Linked DNA regions of Homo sapiens: region 1 is linked to region 2. Evidence: chromatin loops called from intact Hi-C (ENCODE). Cell type or tissue: heart left ventricle. All regions are shown on one strand. Links, peaks and the distances in the headings refer to the core of each region. The heading gives the core; the rest is flanking DNA. Region 1 has its middle 23 kb from the start of SLC25A19. Region 2 overlaps LLGL2 (LLGL scribble cell polarity complex component 2).

Region 1 (8,321 bases), core at 63-8,062, 220 kb after region 2:
AATAAAATAAAAAATAAAGGTAATAAGGGCCAGGCTCAGTGGCTTACGCCTGTAATCCTAACACTTTGAGAGGCTGAGGCGGGTGGATTGCTTGAGCTCAAGAATGCCACACCAGCCTGGGCAACATAGTGAAACCCATCTCTACCAAAAATTAGCTGAGTGTGGTGATGCACACCTGTGGTCCCAGCTACTCAGGAGGCTGAAGTGGAGGTTGCAGTGAGCTGTCATGCCACTATACTCCAGCCTGAGAGACAGACCTCTCTCAAAAAAAAAAAAAAAATACCCAAGAAATCTCGACTTGAATTCTTCTTGGTGTAGCCACACTGAGCAGGGGAGGCTTGTGGGTTGTTTTGTTTTGTGACAGGGTCTTTATCTGCCACCCAGGCTGGAGTGCTACGGTGCAATCATAGCTCACTGCAGACTCAATCCCCTGGGCTCAAGTGATCACCTCAGCCTCCCAAGTAGCTGGGACTGTAGGCATACACTACTGCACCCAAGTAGCTGGGACTACAGGCATACGCTACTGCACCCAAGTAGCTGGGACTACAGGCATACGCTACTGCACCTGGCTAATTTCATTTTTTTTTGTACAGTGGGGTCTGTGTTTCCCAGGCTGGTCTCAGACTCCTGGGCTCAAGAGATCCCCCCACCCTTGGCCTTTCAAAGTGCTGGAAATCCAGGCGTGAGCTGTGCCTGGCCTGGGACGTTTTTGACCTTCCCCTGCAGCAGTCATGTGTGGGAAGGATCTTGACCCAGCAAGAGTCAAGACTGCTAGTCCTGTGGTCCACTTGGGCTGGCCTCCTTGAAGCTGAGCAGAAGTTTACAAAATGGAGCTATGTAATTGAAAAGGCCGGGCGTGGTGACTCATTTAGCCTCATTTGAGGCTTTTTGCTCAATTTGTCCCCTCCCTCGCGTTTGACTGACTGTTTCAGAATTAATGGGAAAATCACTCCTTTTCTGTGATCAGCAGTTTGGTCACAGATTTCTTAGTGATGGTATCTCCCTCCTCAGGGATCCGGGATTCCTGGGAAGACATCTGGGCGGGGTGCCTTGGGAAGCCTCCCAGCATCTTACAGGAGCCCTGTGGCCGGCGTGCAGCCGGGAGTCGCTCAGTGTGTCAGGGGAAAAGCTGGAGGTAGGCGCATGGCCTCGCTCTTCAGGGCACGCCCCCCCCACCCCTCCCTGACACGCTTCCCTCCACCCAGTGAGCTGGGAGCCCCTGACAGGCTCACCTTCAGACTTGAGTGTGGAGGAGATGGTGACCCACAGCGCGGGGCTGCTTAGGTGGCCTCTGAGCCAAAGGCCATGATGGCGCAGGCTGCCTGCCTTCCCTGGGCACTAGTTCCACCTGACTGTTCATGGGGTGGGTGACCTTCAGCCCAAAACGTTCGCTTTATGGAAGTTCCTGGATAACTGGAAAAAATGACAGTGGACCTGTTTTATGCGTCTTGGAAATACTTTTTTTTTCTTTTTTTTTTTTTTGAGACAGAGTCTCCGTCTGTCCCCTAGGCTGGAATGCAGTGGCACGATCTTGGCTCACTGCAACCTCCACCTCCCGGGTTCAAGTGATTCTCCTGCCTCACCCTCCTAAGTAGCTGGGATAACCAGCTCCTGCCACCACGCCCAGCTAATTTTTGTACCTGGGGTCAGGAGTTCAAGACCAGCCTGGCCAACGTGGTGAAACCCTGTCTCTACTAAAAATACAAAAATTAGGTGGGCGTGGTGGCGGGCACCTGTAATCACAGCTACTCGGCAGGCTGAGTCAGGAGAATCGCTTGAACCCGGGAGGCAGAGGTTGCAGTGAGCCGAGATCGCGCCATCACACTCCAGCCTGGGCGACAGAGTGAGACTCCGTCTCAAAAAAAAAAGAGTACAATTCTGTGTGCCAACAGCACTGATAGATCAATATTACATGTTAGTGATATTGATTAAGCCACTTACTGCTTAGTGCATTCCAAACACTACTTTTAAAACTAACACTAAAAGCCATACTATACCCCGTCCAAAAAAGAAATCACTAAGACGTATTTTAAGTCTCAACTCTGGCCCACCCAAGAGCAACACTGGTCTTAGGTCTCCAAGGACAGCCTTCTTTTTTTCTTTTTTCTTTTTTTTTTTTCAGTTGGAGTCTGGCTCTGTTGCTGGAGTACAGTGGCGCCATCTCAGCTCATTGCAACCTCCGCTTCCTGGGTGCAAGCGATTCTGCTGCCTCAGCTTCCCGAATAGCTCGGACTACAGGCGCCCGCCACCACACCCAGCTAATTTTTGTATTTTTAGTAGAGATGGGGTTTCACCATGTTGGCCACGATGGTCTTGATCTCCTGACCTCGTGATCTGCCCACCTTGGCCTCTAAAGTGCTGGGATTACAGGCGTGAGCCACCAGGCCCTGCCCCAGCCTTTTTTTTTTTTAACATTCCTGGATTCGGGTTGAGAAAGCACAGCTATTGCAGCCATTCTCTGAGTGTGAGTCGTGGCGTCAGCAGTGTTGGCCTCCAAAATAGCAGCTGCCAGGTCCTGAGGGCTCGCCTCGTGCTGCAGGCCTGTGCAAGGGCCCGAGCCTGGGGTGAAAGGGTGGATGTTTGCCTCCTGCTGTAACCCCACCCCTCATCCTGCGCTGTGCTAGGGAAGCAAGGGGCGAGGGTGTACCCTTTTTCATTTACTCTGTTACACATGTGTTGCCCACACCTGTAGGGATTGATGGTGAACGTCATTCCTGGGGCGTGTGGAATTGGAGGCAATTATCTCCCCTCTAACTGGAGGCTGAGGAGGGCCCCCGTGTCTTCTCACACCATCAACCACCGCTTTCCATTCCTGCACGGTGGCATTGCTGCCCTGAGTCACCCTGAAACTGGAAACTGCCCCACTGGAGCCTTCTGTCCTTGACACAGACGCACTCTTCAGTCCTGATCCTTGTATTATGCAAGCCCTTGCATGAGAGAGACTCAAAGAGGAAATGTAGACAGCACAGGCTCAAAGGGAGGCTTGGAGGCAGATGGGACTTGCCCTGGGGATTGGGTGAAATGAGTTTGGACAGTTACTAATAGGACAGTAGACACCCAGAGCAGGTGGTCTAGTAGAGGCGTGGCGGTGTTAGCGAGCACCTGCCTGGACATGGCTTGAGGGAGCCTGAGTAGCCTCCTGCAACGAGGAAGAAAGAGCCCAGGTGGGGTTTGTGGGGGACTCGAATGCAGGCTGAGCGATGCCCATTCTGCCTGTTGACACAGGAGGCTTCTGTAGCTTTTTTTTTTTTTTTTTTTTTTAAACAGAGTCTCACTCACCCAGGCTGGAGTGCCGTGGCACGATCTCAGCTCACTGCAACCTCTGCCTCTTGGGCTCAAGCAATTCTCCTTCCTCAGCCTCTCCAGTAGCTGGGATTACAGGTGTGCACCACCATGCCCAGCTAATTTTTGTATTTTTAGTAGAGATGGGGTTTTGCCATGTTGGCCAGGCTGATCTCAAACTCCCGACCTCAGGTGATCCACCCGCCCCAGCCTCCCAAAGTGCTGGGATTACAGGTGTGAGCCACCATGCCTGGCTGCTTCTGTAGCTCTTATAGATCAGCGGTACGATGAAAGATAAGTTTTAGGAACATCTGACTTGCAGTGGTGCGGAGACCAGAATCCGGATAGCCTGGAAGAGGCTAGGGTCGTGTTAGCTGAGTGAAGTCAGGCTCTGCAGCAGAGTGTGCGCAGTGCTCACCTGGCTCTCTCCCGACCAGTTGTCTGGACCATGTGCCCAACCTCCCTGCAGTTCCAAGCAGCCATGTGCTCCAGTCCTGACGTGTGTGGTGTGTTTGGGGCCTTGTGGCCTCCCCACTTTGTTGCTTCTCTTGCCTGTGGGTGGATGCAGGAGAGCCAGCAGAAGACCCAGAGCACCTGCTAGATTTGGAACATGTCTGGGGCGGGGCACAGTGGCTCATGCCTGTAATCCCAGCACTTTGGGAGGATCACTTTAGCCCAAGAGATTGAGAACAGTCTGGCAATATAGTGAGACCCTGTCTCTACAAAAAATTAGACAGACTCAGTGGTGTGCTCCTGTAGTCCCAGCTACTCAAAGAGGCTGAGGCAGGAGGATTGCCTGAGTCTGGAAGGTCGAGGCTACAGTGAGCCATGATTCTGCCACTGCACTCCAGCCTGGGCAGCAGAGACCGAGACCTCGTCTCAAAAAAATGAAACAAATATCAGCTGTGTTGCATCACTGACGGGGGGAGGAGGGTTGTCTGTTACAGCAGCCACACTGCCTATCCAGGGACAATGCTGGGGATAGGACCTGGGGAGAAACTTGAGAGGCCCAGCAAAAAATAGGAGGTTTTGGCCGGGCACGGTGGCTCACGCCTGTAATCCCAGCACTTTGGGAGGCCGAGGCGGACAGATCACCTGAGGTTGGGAGTTTGAAACTAGCCTGACCAACATGGAGAAACCCCATCTCTACTAAAAATACAAAATTAGCTGGGCATGGTGGTGCATGCCTGTAATCCCAGCTACTCAGGAGGCTGAGGCAGGAGAATCACTTGAACTCAGGAGGTGGAGGTTGCGGTGAGCCAAGATCATGCCATTGCACTCCAGCCTGGGCAACAAGAGTGAAGCTCTGTCTCAAAAAAAAAAAAAAGAAAAGAAAAAAATATGAGGTTTTGGAAAAGGAAGTAGAATTGCTTGTCATCTAAAATAGAAGGAAGCAGCAGTGACAGCTTTCGTAAGACCAGCATCTGCGCCATCTCCTTACAGATGGGGCTGGCTCTTCGGCACGAACCCCACTCTCCAGACCTAGCTGCATAGGACAAGCCAATTTCTCTCTGAATGTCTTTTTTTTTTTTTTTTTTTTTTTTTTTTTGAGACGAAGTCTTGCTTTGTCTCAGGCTGGAGTGCAGTGGCATGATCATAGCTCACTGCTTGCTTGAAGTCCTGTGCTCAAGTGATCCTCCCGCCTCAACCTCCCGAGTAGCTGGACGTGCGCACCACCATGCCCAGCTAATTAAAAAAAATTTCACAGAGATGGGGTCTCACTATATTGCCCAGACTAGTCTTGAACTCCTGCACTCAAGGGATCCTCCCGCCTCAGCCTCCCAAAGTGTTGGGATTAAAGGCATAAGCCACCACACTTGGCCTTTTTTTTTTTTTTTTTTTTTTTTCTGAGACAGAGTCTTACTCTGGAGTGCAGTGGCACGATCTCTGCTCACTCCAACCTCCGCCTCCTGGGTTCAAGTGATTCTCCTGCCTCAGCCTCTTGAGTAGATGGGACTATAGGCACCCGCCACCTTGCCTAATTTTTTTTTTTTTTTTTTTGAGATGGAGTCTCACTCTGTCGCCCAAGCTGGAGTGCAGTGGCACAATCTCGGCTCACTGTAACCTCTGCCTGCCGGGTTCAAGGAATTCTTCAGCCTCAGCCTCCCGAGTAGCTGGGACAACAGGCATGCCACCATGCCCAGCTAATTTTTTTGTAGTTTTAGTACAGATGGGGTTTCACCATGCTGGCCAGGCTGGTCTTGAACTCTTGACCTCGTGATCCACCTGCCTTGGCCTCTCAAAGGGCTGGGATTACAAGAGTGAGCCACCGTGCCTGGCCCGTGGCCTAATTTTTGTATTTTTAGTAGAGACGGGGTTTCACCAATTTGGCCAGGCTGGTCTCGAACTCCTGACCTCAAGTGATCTGCCTGCCTCGGCCTCCCAAAATGCTGGGATTACAGGCATGAGCTACTGTGCTCAGCCTTTTTTTTTTTTTTTTTTTTTTTTTTGAGACGGAGTTTTGCTCTTGTTGCCCAGGCTGGAGTGCAATGGTGCAATCTCGGCTCACCACAACCTCCAGCTCCTGGGTTCAAGCGATTCTTCTGCCTCAGCCTCCCGAGTAACTGGGATTATAGGCATGAGCCATCACACTTGGCTAATTTTGTATTTTTAGTAGAGACGGGGGTTTCTCCATGTTGATCAGGCTGGTCTCGAACTCCCAGCCTCAGGTGATCCACTCTCCTCGGCCTCCTAAAGTGCTGGGATTACAGGCATGAGCCACCGCACCCAGCCAATTTTTTTTTTTTTTTTTAAGAGACAAGAGTCTTGCTCCATGGCCCAGCCTGGAGTGCAGTGGTGTGATCATAGCTCACTGCAGCCTCAAACTCCTGGGCTCAAGCCATCCTCCCACCTCAATCTCCCAAGGAACTGGGACTACAGGTGGTACCACCACACCTAGCGAATTTTAAAATTTTTTGAAGATTTTAGGCCGAGCATGGTGACTCATGCCTGTAATCCCAGCACTTTTGGAGGCCGAGGGGGCCAGATCACCTGAGGTCAGGAGTTCACAACCAGCCTGGCCAACCTGGTGAAACCCAGTCTCTACTAAAAATACAAAAATTAGCCGGGCATGGTGGCCCACGCCTGTAATTCCAGCTGCACAGGAGGCTAAAGCAGGAGAATCACTTGAACCTGGGAGGCAGAGGTTGCAGCAAGCCGAGATGGCGTCACTGCACTCCAGCCTGGGCGACAGAGCGAGACTCTGTCTCAAAAAAAAAAAAAAAAAAAAGTTTTATGGAGATATGATCAATGTAACATTTTTAAGTGACCCATCTAAAGTATATTATTCAATGTTTTTTAGTATTCACAGTTATGCAATCATCACCACAATCCATTTTATTTTATGTTTTTTAGTAGAGACAGGGTCTCACTATGTTGCTCAGGCTGGTCTCAAACTCCTGTCCTCAAGCGACCCTCCCACCTTGGCCTCCCAAAGTGCTGGGATTACAGACATGATCCACTGTGCCAGCCACCACAATCCATTTTAGAACACTGTCATACCCCAAAAGAAACCATATACCCCAGCCTGGGCAACATGGCAAAACCTTGCCCCTACAAGAAATAACAAAAATTAGCCAGCTGTGTAATCCCAGCACTTTGGGAGGCCGAGGTGGGTGGATCACCAGAGGTCAGGAGTTTGAGACTAGCCGGGCCAATATGGTGAAACCTTGTCTCTACTAAAAATACAAAAATTAGCCAGGCGTGGTTGCGTGTGCCTGTAGTCCCAGCTACTCAGGAGGCTGAGGCAGGAGAATCACTTGAACCCGGGAGGCGGAGGTTGCAGTGAGCCAAGATCACACCATTGCACTCCAGCCTGGGCAACAGAGTGAGACTCCGTCTAAAAAAAATAAAGAAACTGCTGATGTTGTCCCAGTGAAGGGAGTGGCAGAGGGCCAAGGGCGTTGAGCTGTATTTAGGAGGAGCTGGGAAGACCTGGGGTGGAGGGAAAGGCAGGTCCAGATGGCTGCAGGGCAGTGGGGGGATCTGTGGCTTTTGTTTGTTGAGATGGGGAACTAGGGGAAGAGGGGCAGGGTGGGGTGAAGCAGAGAGAAAGGCTGGAGGGTTGGATTTGAGGTGCCTGAGGACAATCATCTAGAAAGCAGCAGGGTGTGTTCACCTGGAGCTCAGGAGACAGATCTGACAGGAGATCGAGATCCAGGTGTTGTCAGTGTGGAGGTGGCCCTGAAACCATGGCCACGGGTGAGGCCTCACATACTCCAGTCCCCATAAGGAAGCACAGCCCTGAGGGCTGGGCGAGGGGAAGGCAGGAAGCACACAGGAGAGAGGCCAGAGCGGCAGGAGGTGAGCCAAGAGTCCACAGCACCAGGGACGCCACAGGGCTCCAGGGACAGGGCTGCAGGGAAATGCTCCCTGGTACCATCCTGGTCCCGGCCCTTCGTCCCCCTCTCCCCACTGCCACAAAACCTCCTCCTGTCTCTCCACCCTGCCTCTTTCCCCAGCCTGTCCAAAGAGGGCAAAGTCCAGGCTCCTGCCCCTCAGGAGCAGTGTGATGTAGGACAAAGAGCATGAGATCGCAGGCCTGAGGCCAGGGCCTTTATTCCTCGCTGTGTGACCAGGGCCCCCTTTTTCTCCTTTTTTCTTCCTTTTTTTTTTTTTTTTTTTTTTTGAAACAGAGCAAGACTCTATCGCCCAAGCTGGAGTGCAGTGATGCAATCCCAGCTCACTGCAACCTCCGCCTCCCGGGTTCAAGCGATTCTCCCACCTCAGCTTCCCGAGTTAGGATTACAGGCACGTTCCACCATGTCTGGCTGGTTGTTTGTATTTTTAATAGAAACGGGGTTTCGCTGTGTTGCCCAGGCTGATCTTGAACTCTTGGCCTCAAGTGATCCACCCACCTCAGCCTCCCAAATTGCTGGGATTACTGGCGTGAGCCATGGCGCCTGGCCACGACCAGGGCCCTTAACCTCTCACCCCCATTCCTTCATCTGTTTAAAAATCAAACCAAGGAAAATGTCCCTAGGTTGCTCTGAGGATCCAACGTGATTATGTACACGGGTGTTTTGCAACTGCAACGATTA
Region 2 (8,321 bases), core at 192-8,191:
GCGAGACTCTTGTTTCTAAAAAAAAGAAAAAGAAAGAAAAAGAGGATGCGAAGATCCAGCAACTAGGCTTTGGTGGCCAACAGGTCTCAGTGACCATTCCCTTGTCAGAGCCTGTGCGTTCCCTGTTCCTACTGCCTGGGTCACTTTCCTCCAGATACCTTCACGCCCTCCCCGACCTGAAGCTGCAATCTCCTGGGATGTTCTCTCTCCCTCCCTGCACCGCTTTTCTCCTTGGACCTGGCCACGTTTGGACACACTGAATAGCTTACTTATTAATCTTGTTGATTACCTGTGGAATCCCCCACAAGCAGCAGCTTTCTTTTTCCCATTCAAGACCTTTTGTCCTTTTATTCACTGCTGTATCCGAGTGCACACAGCGAGTCCTCACTCGTTATCTGTTGAATGAATGAATGAACAGAGGAGGCGAGGTCTCCACTGAGACTGACTGGTGGGAAGGGGCCAGCCACAGACAACTTGGGGCACAGTGTGTTAGGCAGAAGGAACAACAGCTGCAAAGCCTCAAGATGAGAGAGGCTTCTATGTTTCAGGATGAAGACAAGTGGGGGGCCCAATGCAGAGATCTGTGCAGATGACATGAGAGAGATGACAAAGTGGGCCTCCTGAGCTGTCCTAGGCAGGGACCTGATGGGGCCTGCCCACCCCCCGTTCCCTCCTCCATGTCACTGGCCCTCTCTCCTTGGCCCTGTTGGCTGCTCCATCTACTCAGCCCCACCCTGGCCCCATTCACTATGGTCCCTGCCATTCTCTGTCTGAAATACCTTCTTGCCCCCTCAATCAGCCCGGCCCCCCTTCCAGGCTGGGCGAGGTGGCTCACGCCTGTAATCCCAGCAGTTTGGGAGGCCAAGGCGGGCTGATCACTTGAGGCCAGGAGTTTGAGACTAGCTTGGCCAACACAGCAAAACCTCATCTCTACTAAAAAGACAAAAAATTAGCCAGGTATGGTGACGGGCACCATGTGGTCCCAACTACTCAGGAGGCTGAGGCAGGAGAATTGCTTGAACCCAGGAGGCGGAGGCTGCAGTGAATCGAGATTGTGCCACTGTAATACAGCCGGGGCAACAGAGAGAGACTGTCTCAAAAAAAAAAAAAAAAAAAGGTCACCTTCCAAAAAGCCTTCCCATCTGAACCCATCCTGACCATTCTCCGAGTCCTAGGAGGCTGGGAGGCTGTCCCTGTCCACCATGGTTTTAAGGGATTTTTTTTTTTTGGAGATGGAGTCTCGCTCTGTCGCCCAGGCTGAAGTGCAGTGGTGTAATCTTAGCTCACTGCAACTGTGTTTCCCAGGTTCAAGCAATTCTCCTGCCTCAGCCTCCCAAGTAGCTGGAATTACAGGTGTCCACCACCATGCCTGGCTAATTTTTTTGTTATTTTTAGTAGAGCTGTGGTTTTCACCATATTGGCCAGGCTGGTCTCGAACTCCTGATCTCAAGTGATCTGCCCACCTCGGCCCCACAAAGTGCTAGGATTATAGGCGTGAGCCACCGCACCCAGCCTGGGATCATTTTATCCTAAGGGGTAAAGGGACCATTTTATCTCAGAGTCCTGAGAATGGTCAAGATGGGTTCAGATGGGGAAGAAACACACCTTAGGATAAAATGATCCATTGAAACCATGGTGGACAGGGACAGCCTCCCAGGCTCATGCATGTCTCCTGGCCTTGATGTGCTGTTTATTAAGCTGTCAGAAAAAATCAGAAGCAACCTAAATGGCCCACAACAGGGGATGGGTGAAGTGTGCTCAGGCCTATGACAAAAGGCTTCCAGTCATTAAAAGGAATAAAAGGGCCGGGCGCTGTGGCTCACGTCTGTAATCCCAACACTTTGGGAGGCCGAGGCGGGTGGATCACTTGAGGTCAGGAGTTTGCGAGCAGCCTGGCCAACATGCCAAAACCCCGTCTCTACTAAAAAAAATTAGCCGGGCATGGTGGTGGGTGCCTGTAACCCCAGCTACTTGGGAGGCTGAGGCAGGAGAACTGCTTGAACTCGGGAGGTGGAAGTTGCAGTGAGCCCAGATAGCGCCACTGCACTCCAGCCTGGGTGACAGAGAAAGACTCCATCTCAAAAAGTAAATAAATAAATAAATAAATGGAGAAAAGACCATTTCATGGCATGGGACTATATGTACAAAGAATCCAAGAGTCAGGTAGAATCTATTAAAAATCCCTATATTTGACAATGTACTCGGAAGGGTTATGGGATTAGTGGTGATTCTTTTTTCTCCTTTTTGTTTATCTGCCTCCTAGGCAGGGTGGATAAGAGGATCAAAGAGAGAAGGAAAGAGGCCCCAGGCATGGTCAGGCGGGAGGGTGGGTCCAGCCCTGTCCTGCTGGTGGAATGTTCCGGTGCTCACCAGGCGTGGGCTCCTCTCCAGCCACCGCAACCTGAGTGGGGAGAGGTACCCCCTAGAGACACGGAATAGTTAGGCCCGGAAAGGCGGGGAGACAGGCAGGTGGGACTAGCTGTGCAACCTTGGGTTTCAGGGTCCTGAGTAGAAAGGACTTTTCTATTCCATCGTCCCGAGGCTTTAAAGCAGGGCCAGGGAGCGGGCTTGGCAAACTCTCAGGTGCTGTGCACTTAAGTGACACACCTGGGAGGAATGTGGAGAAGAGACAAGTTCAGGAGCCCACAGGCTGAGGAGCCCCCCAAGTCCTCAAGTCTAACACCAGAAATGGTCACTGGGGTTGCCACCTAGCCAGAGCGCCACCTCTGAGATGAGGCTTCTCAGGAAAACCTTCTCCACCCCACTAACTTCTAAAGGCCATCCAACCTCAGTCTCCACTCCTGCCTGTCACCAGACCAGCCTCTGAGCCACCCTCCCTGTTCTGCCCTGCTCTGTTCCCTTTTGGCGGGCGCCAGGGTTTAGAGCCGGGCCGCAAAAGGCTTGCTGCCTTGTGGCTGGTTCCCATCCACTTTCTACCCAAGTCTGTGCCTTGCATGTGGAACCAGCCTGAGAGCTCCCTGTGGGCAGCTGATCGACCTGTTTCCTTCCCTCCTCACTGTTCCACTCACCCACGTCTGCACCTGGCCGGCAAAATATTTCTGGGTCTAGGACAGGTGTCCACACACCTGGACACCCACTTGGAAAGAACAGGAGAGCTCTCCACTTGGTGACAGGCCACAAAATCCACACCCTGGCCCGCCTTCCATCTCAAGAGCTCAAGAAAGAGACCAGTGGGGGCAGAGAGAGAGAATAACCACACGGGGTGGACTTGCCTTGGGCCCCCCTCGCTCTAAGTGGCAGATGCGATTGTGCCTCGGAGGAGAGGGGATCCCCAGGCCAGACTGCTTCTCCCACCCTGCCACTGTTTGGGGCACCTGGGCTAATTTGTCCCTGTGAGACCAAGGCTTGGCCAAGCCCAGCCAGCCCTCTGGCCTGGAGATGTGGGAGGGGCCAGCCCTCAAGAAACTCCCTCCATAGCTCGGGAAGTTCCATTGATCTCATTGATCTGCTGGGAGAGTCCACACCCAGCGGCAGGACTCCAGACCCAGCCGAAACCAGAGAGGGCCCCCGGGCCGCACCCAGCGCCAGCTGCCTGCTCTCAGGGCGTGCCACCTGATGTCCCATGCTCTCCTCTCCTCTTCGCTCGTGCTCCCCACAGCCCGCTGCTGATTAAGAAGCTGCCTTCCCCTCTGCGACATCCTGTGTGAGGCCTGAGTGTGGCTGTGGCCTCCTGTTTGACGGATGTGAATCCGCCCCTGCACCTCCTACTCTGATGGCACTGGTGGGCAGGGATCTAAACCACAGAGGCAGCTGCTGACCCCTGCGGCATCTGTGCCAACTCAGACGCCTGTAGCCGCTTTGCAAGTGCCCATGTCGCCCTGGGAAGCCCAGTCTCCCAGAAGCACCAGGCAGGTCCCTGGCCAGCAGCTTAGCAACCAAACCTTGGCTGAAAGGCAGTTCCATGGAGTGGGATCTAGGGGAACACAAACCAGAGGGAATGGGGGCATGACTGGAGGACTGTCGTCCCCGCTGTTGTTAATTAAGTAGTAAAAGGGATTGAGAGCTAGCTATGGCTGGATGTGACTTTAGCACTTTACATTCACCTTATTTAATTCTTACAATTACTTATGAAGTGATCGATTCAGAGTGGCCCCAAGCTCAAACAGTCAAGAGTCCAAGTCCTTTGCCAAGCTCAGTGGCTTATGCCTGTAATCCCAGCACTTTGGGAGGTCGAGGCAGGAGAATCCACTGAACCTAGGAGTTCGAGACCAGCCTGGGCAACTTAGGGAGACCTTGTCTCAGCAAAAAACTTAAAAATTAGCCAGCCATGGTGGCATACACTTGTAGTCCCAGCTACTCAGGAGGCTGAGGTGGGAAGATCACTTGAGCCCAGGAGGTTGAGGCTGCAGTGAGCTATGATGGCACCACTGTGCTCCAGCCTGGGTGACAGAGCGAGACCTTTTCTCAAAAAAAGAAAAAAAAAAATCCAAGCCCCAATTTGCATTCCAATCTGACTGCAGAATCCTCCGCTCAGGTCAGGCCTCTCTCCCAGGACAAAGGGGCTGCCTGCTCGCAGGCTGGATGGGCCCCATTTGGGGTCAGCCTCCATTCCCCCCACCATCTATCCTATGGAATCACAACCATCCCACAACCCCAAGAGGATCCTCCCGCCATGCCTAGACTCCTCCTGAAGTTTCCTTTCTGTTGCCCCTCCTGGGCCTGTGAGGATGGGGTGGAAGGTGGGAACGCACCCCCATTCTGGGGGCCTTAGCCCCCTTTCATAATCCAACACCAGACTCTCTCTCCAGGGAAGTGACTGGCAGAAAGCCAAGTCCAAGGAAAAGCAAAACCATTCTGGGGAGAAGATGGACCACCTGCCTGGGGCTGGCGTGGGCAGGCCATCCAGCCCATCCAATCAGGCCCCTTTCTAGGGCCTCCTACCTGCCCTAAAACTGGAACAGCTGTCCCAAGAAGCTTCCAGATGTCAGCTCCAGGAGGTGGGGATTGTGCTGGCCTCATCCAGGTGCCTCATGGGAGGGACTGGAATTTTATTTAAACAGCTCCCTCACTTCCTTCAAAGCTTTGCTCAAATGTCACCTTCTGGCAGAGGCCCACTCTAACCACCTGTTAAAAGTTGTAACCTGCCCCCTACCATGCGGGTTCCCAATTGTTGCTCTAGTTCTTTTTACCCTATAGCCCGTATCACCTTTTAACACAATTTATTAGTTACTTTTACTTTCTGTCAGTCAGGCTTCTCACCTTTTAGAAACAACTTTCAACGACGGCAGACATCTTTGCTTTGTTTAAGGATCACATCCAACATCTAGAACCACACAAGAGGCATCAGAAAATACTTGAACGGGCTGGGCGCGGTGGCTCATGCCTGCAATCCCAGCACTTTGGGAGGCCGAGGCGGGCAGATCATGAGGTCAGGAGATCGAGACCATCCTGGCCAACATGATGAAACCCTGTCTCTACTAAAAATACAAAAAATTAGCTGGGCATCATGGCGGGCGCCTGTAGTCCCAGCTACTCAGGAGGCTGAGGCAGGAGAATGGTGTGAACCTGGGAGGCGGAGCTTGCAGTGAGCCGAGATCGTGCCACTGCACTCCAGCCAGGGTGACAGAGTGAGACTCCATCTCAAAAAAAAAAAAAAAAAAAAAAAGGGCCAGGTGCGGTGGCTCACGCCTGTAATCCCAGCATTTTGGGAGGCTGAGGCGGGCAGATCACGAGGTCAGGAGATCAAGACCATCCTGGCTAACACGGTGAAACCTTGTCTCTACTAAAAATACAAACAATTAGCCGGGCGTGGTGGCGGGAGCCTGTAGTCCCAGCTACTCGGGAGGCTGAGGCAGGAGAATGGCGTGAACCCGGGAGGCAGAGCTTGCAGTGAGCCGAGATCGCGCCACTGCACTCCAGCCTGGGCGACAGAGCAAGACTCCTCAAAAAAAGAAAAAAAAAGTACTTGAATGAATGAACGAACAGTTAAGACTGACTAGGGATTAACTAGAAAAGGTATCTGCCAATCACTGACCCCACGAAACACTGAGGTAGGACCCCACAGGGTTCTCAGGGAACTTCCTTACCCTGTCCTCAAGTCTCCGGCCAAGGCCAGGGCCCTGTGGACGTCATGCCTGGCATCCTGTTCGGAATACCCTTGTGGACCCTGCCTTTAACCAAAGCTCCAGGACCCCCAGAGAATTCCAGAATTATATTAAATGTTAATATTATTTACTAGAGGGCTGGGCGCAGCGGCTCATGCCTGTAATCCCAGCACTTTGGGAGGCCGAGGCAGGTGGATCACATGAGGTCAGGAGTTAGAGACCAGCCTGACCAACATGGTGGAAACCCCCCCGCTACTAAAAATACAAAAATTAGCCAGGTGTGGTGGCGCATACCTGTAATCCCAGCTACTCAGGAGGCCGAGGCAGGAGAATTGCTTGAACCCGGGAGGCAGAGGTTGCAGTGAGCCAAGATCATGCCACTGCACTGCTGCCTGGGCGACAGAGCGAGACTCAGACTCAAAACAAAAAAACAAAGAAAAAAATTAGCTGGGCGTGGTGGCGGGCGCCTGTAATCCCAGCTACTCGGGAGCCTGAGTCAGGAGAATGGTGTGAACCCAGGAGGCGGAGCTTGCAGTGGGCTGAGATCGCGCCACTGTACTCCAGCCTGGGCAACAGAGCAAGTCTCCGTCTCAAAACAAACAAAAAATTAGCTGGGCATGGTAGCAGCTACTGGGGAGCTACCTGTAATCCCAGCTACTGGGGAGGCTGAGGTGGGAGAATCACTTGAACCTGGGGAGACTGCAGTGAGCCGAAATCATGCCATTGCACTCCAACCTGGGCCACAGAGTAAGACTCCGTCTCAAAAAAAAAAAAAAAAAAAAAGTGTGTGTGTGTGTGTGTGTGTATATATACATATATATAATTTATTACAGTCATATGGTCCTGTGCCCAGATGTCCCTCTCATCAAACTCTGGGAACACTAAGTCAGGTGTCTCGAGAGAAGGCTCCAGTCTCTGCCGAATTCCTGAAGGGTAGAGTCAGGTGCCTTGCAGCCTCCTCGTCCCCACGCCCAGAGCAGCCTCTCCTAGCTCAAGAATTCGCTGTGGTTCCTGGGAAGAAGAGAGGGGTGAGTATTCAAAGCCAGTTTCCTCTGAGAGGCAGGGCTGTGGGGAAGGCCACCCCAAAGGGACCTGAGCAAAGCCATGGCCACGGGCACAGTGAGCGAGGGTCTCCTTGGAATTCCTAGGGAGCCAGGGCTGGGGAGGGCAAACAGTGCTGGTGGCCCCGCTGGGGGACGCCCGTCTCCTGCCCTGTCCCCAGTTTTCTCTCTGCAAACTGCTCCTGACAGAGGAAAACAGCGTTGCCAAGCAGACCTGGCGTGCCTCGCCCCAGGAGGAACCCTGAGAACGATATCACCTAAGACAGATAAGAGGGCCTCTCAGAGTTGAGGATTGAGGACAAATGAGTCCAGGCTGCCAGTGCTGCTCAAAGCAGCCGGCCCAGGAGAAAGAACATTGGTCTCTTGGGCCTCCATTCTGGCCCCCAACTCAGAGGTCTCAACAGCTGCTTTTGACTCATCTGGAAAGACCAGGAAGGCCGAATAGCTCCCCGGGGAAACTAAACTCCTTAGATGGCTCCTGGAGGCTCTTGCCAGAGATGCGCAGATCTCCCACAGTGCGGGCAGGGGCTCATGGGCCACCTGGTCCCAGGCAGCACTTCGTCTTCCAAAGGGAGGGTCCCGGGGCCAGGAAGTCCTGGCAGGAGAGGACATCCTCTCCCCAAGCAAGGTTGAAAGGGGGCACAATGGCATTCCTAGAAAGTCTCCTAATGCCAACAGAGCAGCACAGGCCTGTGCTCTCTGCCCTGCCACCCAGCAGGGTGAGGAGGGTGTACCCAGCAAGCACTCCTCAGCTGGGGCAGAACTCACAGCAGGTTTAATCCTGCACTCTCCGACATCCCCACCACAGGAAAGACTCCCAGGCAACCGGCTCTCACTCTTGGCCCTCCCAAGGAGCAAGGGAAGCATCAAGGGCCACTGGAATGCAAGGTCCATTTAGGAGAAGCCGCGCCCTCCACTGCTGCCCTCAATTCCTGAAAAAGGTCCTCGCTGAAAAACTTCTGACCCCTAGAGACTTTTTTTCTCTTTTTGAGTTAGAGTCTCACTCTGTCACCCAGGCTGGAGTGCAGTGGCGCCATCATAGTTCACTGCAGCCTCAAACTCTTGGGCTCAAGCGATCCTCCTACGATCCCATGTAATTGGGACAACAGGTGCACACCACGATGCCCAGCTAATTTTTTTTTTTTTTTTTGAAATGGAGTCTCGCTCTGTCGCCCAGGCTGGAGTGCAGTGGCGC

The links. A loop is a pair of places that touch in the nucleus more often than their neighbours do. Peaks named below come from ENCODE experiments on the same cell type or tissue, not always from the same donor. Only the 100,000 strongest peaks of a DNase experiment are listed, where the experiment ranks them.
Region 1: it touches region 2 in a loop (2.4-fold over the local background); 7 of 110 quality-filtered maps call a loop at or near these places.

Annotation. Positions count from the first base shown.
Region 1 is chr17:75,308,638-75,316,958 of GRCh38, reverse strand. No RefSeq gene overlaps it. Among named protein-coding and RNA genes, the nearest start is that of SLC25A19, 23 kb to the right of the region's middle. RefSeq lists enhancers at 215-464, 815-964. In heart left ventricle, for the core only: no CTCF peak of the experiment used is centred there; DNase peaks (open chromatin) are centred at 2,199, 2,556, 4,719, 7,185 and 2 weaker places; H3K27ac peaks cover 2,271 bases.
Region 2 is chr17:75,530,605-75,538,925 of GRCh38, reverse strand. All of the region lies in intron 1 of LLGL2 (LLGL scribble cell polarity complex component 2), which reads right to left. Among named protein-coding and RNA genes, the nearest start is that of LLGL2, 9.1 kb to the right of the region's middle. In heart left ventricle, for the core only: no CTCF peak of the experiment used is centred there; a DNase peak (open chromatin) is centred at 3,623.